Linked DNA regions of Homo sapiens: all the other regions are linked to region 1. The links are chromatin loops, found by intact Hi-C in ENCODE. Cell type or tissue: heart right ventricle. All regions are shown on one strand.

What was found. A loop is a pair of places that touch in the nucleus more often than their neighbours do. Peaks named below come from ENCODE experiments on the same cell type or tissue, not always from the same donor. Only the 100,000 strongest peaks of a DNase experiment are listed, where the experiment ranks them.
Region 2: a loop joins it to region 1, with 2.3 times the contacts of the local background. A loop is called at or near these places in 2 of 110 quality-filtered maps.
Region 3: it touches region 1 in a loop (2.4-fold over the local background); 18 of 110 quality-filtered maps call a loop at or near these places.

Annotation. Positions count from the first base shown.
Region 1 is chr5:42,585,348-42,587,847 of GRCh38, forward strand. The region is part of intron 2 of GHR (growth hormone receptor); the gene reads left to right. Among named protein-coding and RNA genes, the nearest start is that of GHR, 160 kb to the left of the region's middle. In heart right ventricle, no CTCF peak of the experiment used is centred here; a DNase peak (open chromatin) is centred at 1,434; H3K4me3 peaks cover 1,268 bases; H3K27ac peaks cover 1,793 bases.
Region 2 is chr5:42,495,985-42,498,484 of GRCh38, forward strand. All of the region lies in intron 1 of GHR (growth hormone receptor), which reads left to right. Among named protein-coding and RNA genes, the nearest start is that of GHR, 74 kb to the left of the region's middle. In heart right ventricle, no CTCF peak of the experiment used is centred here; no DNase peak of the experiment used is centred here.
Region 3 is chr5:42,513,450-42,515,949 of GRCh38, forward strand. The region is part of intron 1 of GHR (growth hormone receptor); the gene reads left to right. Among named protein-coding and RNA genes, the nearest start is that of GHR, 91 kb to the left of the region's middle. In heart right ventricle, a CTCF peak has its summit at 1,507 (motif pointing right); no DNase peak of the experiment used is centred here.

The DNA.
Region 1 (2,500 bases):
GATTAAGCCTTTTATAAAACAAATAGTCCTGTGTAAATAATGACATCTTATTTTATGTGTGTGAATTTGAGTTTTAGGATGTAGGGCATGTCTGACTAGATAGCTAAAGGCTGAGCTCCAGGCAGCCAGCTGCTATCCAATCTCCACACCTGGAATGTTCCAAAAAACCTCCTGTGTTTTCTTTCTGCAGCTAAGCACTGATGAGCAGGATTTAAGAAGTACAGCCACACACTTTTTGCTGCACGTTTTTTAAAGTTTGTTATTTTTGTCATAGATTACTTGTTTTGAATCAAAAATTTTTAAAGAAAACTTAATCTCCCAAATTTTAACCCCCTTGAAGTTTCAGGATTCCAAGGAATATTTTTATTTTAAGATGCATAAAATACTCAGTACATGTACAAAGGTAATGCTTATAAGAAACTTAGAAAAAAAAAAGGAGCTAGTAAGATTGAGAAGGGGAAGAATATCTAAGCTAACATTACTAACCTGGCAACTATTATAGGTGGCTGGATAGCATGAAGGCATAAAGCTGAAGGCAGTTAAGAAAATAGACTGGATTTGAATCCTGGCTCTACCTGGATTAGTTTTGTGACCTCAGAGAAGTTGCTTCCCTTCTCTGTGCCTCAGTTTCTTCATATGTAAAAGGAGATAACTATAGTGTCTAACACACAGAATTATTGTGAGGATTAAATAAGTTAATACATATAAAGAAAGTCCAAAACTATGGCACACAAATGTTTAATATATGTAAGCTATTATTGTTATAAAACTAAAGAAAGAGAACCCAGAAGACATTCAGTTTGGTGGGATTCAGATATATGTTTTCCTTTCCTCCTCCTCCTCCTCCTCTCCTTCTCTAACCCCACTATGCTTGCCTCCCAATCTATCCCTGACTCCTATTTTTCTTCCTCCCAACTTAAGAATTGTCACTAAAAATATTTAGAAGAAAAGAAAATGTGCATACTTCAGGGGGTGCCAAGCTTTTGGGTAAAGTACACTTTTCAGCTAACATGACTGTATCCAACAGTAATGGGCTTTATGGCAAGAAAAAGCTTTTTTCTCAATAAATGGGTTTTAACTTTGTAATGGATTATTCTCTTTGCATGGGTAATTCTTCTGGAAGATGGAAATTGGCTCGATGATAAGATAGGACAGTTGGATTTAGGGATCTAGATTAAGGGACTATCATGTATGCTTTTAGGAGAGAAGTTTAATCTGCAAAACCTACTTGTCTTATTTAATTAATTGTTGCTCTTAGCTGCTCAATTTTGTACAGGTGACTTGCATGAAAGCAAAATGTATGTCAAAATCCAAAAGCAGAGTGAAGCCTCGGGACTTCAGTGCTTTTGGGTGTCTTTCCAGACCTCTGCTCTTCCCCCACCCTCACCAAGGCCCCACTGACCTCAAAGGGCCCTTCTTGCCAGGCCGTGAATTACGTCTGAGCCAGAGGGCTGGGACTACAGCCAAAGCCAAATGAAGGTGCAGAATTTAGGACTAAAAAAAGCCTGAGCACGTGGCACTGGGTATAGCAGATAAATTTGTTGGAGAAATGGTTTATAAATAACATGAAAAGGGAAAGGGGATAGAGGGTCAAAATATTGAGCTGTTGAGAGTTGTTCAATATTTGAGGTCAGTCTCACCATTTTTAATACTGAACCCAAAAGTAATACACACTGAAAAAAAAAAAAAACTCACTGAATAAAATTAACTACAGCTGGGCTTATTTTTTCTTATCAAGACATTTGTAAGTTTGGCAGCAAGCATTTTTAAACAGGATCTCTATTATATGAAATAAATTTAAAAACATGTGTCTACAGTCAGGACAAACAAGTGAACAAAAACAAAGCAAAAGCAATAAAGAAGCCCCATGAAGGCATTATGCTTTTCTGAGGACAGTATAAGGCTAGGATACTGCAGAAACTGAAATACTTAGGGATCTTATTGAAATAGTTTTCTTTTCCTCCAAACAAAGCAACCATCTCAGAGGGATAGATGGGCTAAAAGACAAGGAATAAAGTAAACAGAAGATTGGTAACTTGGGAGGTTTTCTTTTCCCCTTTCTCTTTTTGGTTTTGATTTGCTTTTCCCTTGTTAAAGCCAGAAAGGATAAATTTTGGTCCAGAACTCCCAAGACCAGAGGGTCAGGGAAAGCCACCCCGAGGCTGGAAGCTATGAACTTATCGCTAGTCTAAACTCCACCTCCTTCTTCCCTGGGAGTCCTGCACAAATATAACTGCCTGATCTTTCTGTTTACTGGCAAAGGTTTTGCTCCCTTCTCTTTCGTATCGGAATGTGAACTTGGGGAAAGATTTGGGGTTTTTTTTGTTTTTTTTTTGTTTTTTTAAGAAACAGAGACTTGACTTATTCCTCCCACAAACTCTTACCCTGGCACAGGGAGACCACAAACTAAGTGAAAACAAGGTAAGAAGCTTAGAGAAATGGGACCATATGCCCTCCCCGGAGCTGAACCGTGTTCCCTGTCCACCATCACCTTGTCTTC
Region 2 (2,500 bases), 89 kb before region 1:
ACACCTCTCCTTTTGTTAACAAGAAGGAGAAGAAGAAAATTAAACACTCCTGGCATCTGCCTGGCTGTGATTTAGCCCTTGGTAAAAAGTATTACAAATTGAGACGGTGCCAGACTGCTCCTGTGATTCATCTCTTCTCCTGTCAAGACCAGTTGAGGCGATGCAATTGGGAACCTCTCTAGTTTGTGAAGAGACACTTTATGTTGGAAGCAACAGCATAAGCACAATAGTACTTAGGCATTCAAAGCAGAGAGAATTGGTTCCTCCTGATTGGGTGAACAATCACTGCAAATTAAGGTCAAAAGTATTGTCAACCAATTCAGTGTACTAGGCTTCTTCATCATTTCCCATGACTTGTTCTCTCTTAGGAGAAGGTTTAGCAAATTGGAGCAATTTTTTTTTTTAAATCTTGGTGCAGCGTTAGTGATAAAACACAAGAAAGTTTAAGGCTGGATATAGCATGTGCATCTATATCAAGATGAAGATCCATAGAGAGATGTGCTTGATCTTGGGATGCTGGATGAAAATCCAGGCACTGTGTTGTGGGAGCCTGATTTCTGAAAGTTGGGGCATCATTGTTTGGCTTATGACGTTTATAAGTGTCAGGTACGTCTTGTCCCACAGAATACTTGTTATAGCTGTTAAAGGACAGATTGTCTTCAAGACAACTGGTACCCATGCCAGAGTAGGGTATATTCTGACAGAAAATCCATTTACTCTCATCTGTAATTTATCCCCTTAGTTGAAACATGATCCCAGTGTAGGGCATTTACTTTTCACACTCCGTTTAAATCAGTGTGGTTTCTTCCTACCTTAATGAATTTTACCTCATTTCTTTGTCTTGCAAAAACCCAGGGCAGAATGGTAAAATTTCAAAACAAATCTTTCACAAGGCTGGAACTAGACACTCTGTTGGGTCACATGCAAGTTATTTGCAGAAGAGGAACACTTTGCATGTGAATAAGAGAAAGCAAAGCACTTACACCAGTATTCAGTGCTCTTGGGGCCAGGAGTGAGGGGCCTTCCATGTTTGCAGGACATCTGTTTGGGCCTTAAGTTCTGCTACAGCCCCAAGTCCTTATCTCATATCTGCCTGGTGTCCTATTTTTCTGCTTAAAGAGTCAAAGACTGAAATTCTTATCCTTGTTTCCCATTCATTCCTAAGTTACTTTAGCCTTCACATGGAGCCACCATGCTGTGGCCCACAGAGTGTGCTATTCACTTAAACTTATTTATCTTAACCTTTTTGTGAAATATGGTTGCATTCTTTGACTTTCCTTGCTTGTCACAGTTTACATTAATCCTGGAACTTTTGAGTCTTAAGCGCTACATGATAGTACTCTTTCTAATGGTTTCTAATGTTACACGAATGCCTCTCTTTCCCATTTCATCCCTTTCTCTCTGTTGGTTTTGACTTTAAGCTCTCTGGCTGTTTCATGGCAATGATTATTGGTGACAGTATTATCTATTACCAAGTGTTTCTTGTTCAGTTTTGCATAGTTTCAATGTCCTTTTAAGCAAGGATTGCCAAACTACAGGCCACCTGTTTTTGGAGATGCCATTTAATTGGAACACTGCCATACCCATTCATTTACATATCACCTATGGCTCCTTTCTCACTACAAGGGCATTGTTTAGTAGTTGAAACACAGACCTTATGTACCTTCACCTCAAAACCTAGAATATTTACTATCTGACTCTTTACAGAAAAAGTTTGCTGATCTCTACTTTGAAGAAGAGAAAGTCGTCAGATACATACAATGCCAAAGAACTGCTGGCTATGAAAGGGATATTGTAGAATTCTGCAATTTTCTTAAAGAATGGAAAACATTGGAAAAGAGTCACCTGTTTACAGGTGATTTGCATTTCTATAGGTATCAGAATAATGTGGGTGCTTGTAGGTTGGGGAAGGAATGGCAGGCCTTCTCTCTCTGTCAGTATCTTCAGGCCCTGAAGTCATACAATCAATGGATTGCTTTTCCTCTTCACTTTTCCATTTTGCCATAATTTTGCCAAGGGGGAGGTTGGAAGTGGGTTAATATTTTGCGTTAGAAGAGCATTTGGATACATCCTGATAATTACTTTATCTCAGATATTCTTAGATTCTCTCTAGTGAAGGCCACACCTTCTCTGTGCCTCAGGCTGGCATGGCCCAACTGTGCTACTTACCTTGGGTTCCTGCTGCTCAGCTTAAAGGGAATCTCTTTCATATGCCTAGAGCCTTGTTTACTCAGTTCAGGTCTGTACCAGTTGACACCAAGTCAAAAAGCACTTTAGACAGAAGCCTGCTTTGAAAGTGCTAGCTAGCAGCAAATAAGTCTGGCTTAATTCTCCCTTGAGTCTGGAGATCTGATTGGAAGGGTAAAAGGGAGAAAGGGATGATTTATTTGTTGACTGGATTGACTACTTTATATTAGTAATTATGAGGCAATTCTACCCACATTATCTCATTTAACTCCCCATAAAAACCCTACAAGGGAGGTAATATACTTTGGAAAAC
Region 3 (2,500 bases), 72 kb before region 1:
GCTTAAATATGTCACATTGGTTATTTCTTAGCAGCTCTGATAAAAGGCTTAGCAGGGGCCAGGCGCGGTACTGTACGTCTGTAATCCCAGCACTTTGGGAGGCCGAGGTGGGCCGATCACCTGAGGAGTTCCAGCCCAGCCTGACCAACATGGAGAAACCTTGTCGCTACTGAAAATACAAAATTAGCCAGGCGTGGTGGTGCATGCCTGTAATCCCAGCTACTCGGGATGCTGAGGCAGGAGAATCGCTTGAACTCGGGAGGCGGAGGTTGTGGTGAGCCAAGATCGCGCCATTGCACTCCAGTCTGGGCAACAAAAGCAAAACTCCGTCTCAAAAAAAAAAAGCTTCAGCAGGGTGAGGTTAAAACTCAAATAAAGAGGTCTGAGGATTATCTGTGATGTTAGCTCATGTGTGTTACCTTCCTGTCTTCCCTTCTTTGTTCTTATTTCTAGGGATTAGTTGACTGCAAACATTAATGGGTTAAATATAAAAATGACTGCAAACATTAATGGGTTAAATATAAAAAATCTTTTCTATCCTGAAGGTCTTTGAAAAAATGATTTTATTACTTACTGGAAAAGAAAAATAAAACAAAGCTTGCTTCACCCAGAATTTATTTTTTCTTCTAGTTAAAATGAGCAACTTCTTTAACCAGAACTGACCTTGAAGACAAATGGCTAAAATAAAACATTTGCTGAATTCACTGGGCGCATCTTACAAGTAATTTTTGGATTCTGCATTGACTACCTACAAGTGCCTTCTGGGTGCAAGTCCACAGGCAAGATTTGTTCTGCAAATCTTCCATGACCAAGGTCACCTCTTTGGATTGGCAGACCCAGGGAGTCCATATTGGGAAGATAAATTCACACTTCACCCCTTGTTGAGATCTCCAGCCTTGCTCCTCTGATAACCAGGTCTCTCTTCTGTCCTATTATAATTTATGACCTTTGAAAAGTTACTTATATCTGGGGCTATTCAAACTCCCAGCTATCTATGACCATATGCATAAATGGTTCTAGATTTAAAAAAAAAAAGAAGCTATTCAGAGATATTGGGATACCCTATAACCAATATAAATGGGTAATTCAGCAGAACCAGATGCTGGGGTTGAGAAATAGATGTGGACAATTGGGGCAGGGCCTAAGAAAGATCGGAGGCAAAGACAGTGACTAGATGGGGAGCTCTGATAAGGTAATGCCCAGGCCTGTGCTTGGAATTCTGCCACAGTGGGGACATTAGTGGGGGTCTGTAGTCATTGCAGGGTGAGAGGAGGATAGAAAGAAAAGATTGTGTGAAGGTCAGTGGAAGGTCCCCCATTTCATTGCTAAGAGAACTATGTATGCACGTTTTCCTGTGTTTAGTCTCACACATAATTGTACCTTTAAGAACTGATCACACACTGCATTTCCCTGGCAGTTTTTGGCATCTCAGATGAGGAAGAGTGATGGGCGACAGGTGATGGTGACAACTATTAATAAGATCTGAAAGTAAACAGTCTCATGAAAGGTGGCCAGGAGAGGGCAGTCACCTTTTATCAGGAGCACAGACTGAATTTGCAAAGGGTACTTAAGCTACAAGACTATAAAGCATGATGCAGGCTTAACCAAAATGCAGTGTCTTGAGCATAGTAGACTCTTAGTGTATGTTTGCTAAATATACCTTAGCTGCTGCTGTTCCCCAGAGCTCATCAGAGTTCCATAGAAACCTGGTCCCTTCCAGAAAACCAAAGAATGACTAAAGAAAAGTGATTGCAAATCCAGAAAGCAGCTTTGCCTTACTGGTTGGTAACAGCAGGATTTTCTTTTCCTTGTAGTTTATTTTGGCTTAGGCTAGTGTCTCTTTCATGAAGACAGCTACTATTTACAATTGTTGTTAACATGTTTTTCCTTTTTCATCTCCCAATATACTCTCTTCCTGTCGTTAAACACAGTCAATTTACCAATGGAATCTGCTTTATAAGCTCCTGCATTTTCTTTTTCCACAGATGGGATTAATGCCATTATGTTCTATGTCATCCACATAGTCTTGGCTTCTAGGCACCAAGGTGTTGTTCTAGAGGAAAGAAGAGTAATGGTCGACACAGGCAGGCTGAGGGCTAACCTAATGATTTCATGCATTTAGTGGTAATTCTTAATTAAGATCCCAATTTTATTCTGTTGGATTTAGTCTATAACCCGCTGAAAATCATTCTTGAATTAACACTGGGTGGATATAAAAGCAGAAAGCCAAGGACTTTGCACTGTTCTCAGCTGTAGCTGTTTATTTAGCTGGAGAAAATTTAGTGGGTGGTCCAACCTTCATAACCAGGAAGAATAAAATAGAGGTGTAAAGGCCTTGGTGGAAGGAGGGCAGTAGCAACCTTTCCATTTCTTCAGTTTTATCGCAGCCTATGAAATTAGTTCCTTAGGTATGTTGATCTTGTAGGAGCTAGTATTTTAACATTTGCTCCATCAAGTTGTTTGGTTTAAATCTAAGAATAAGCCCACTGAAAACTATTCC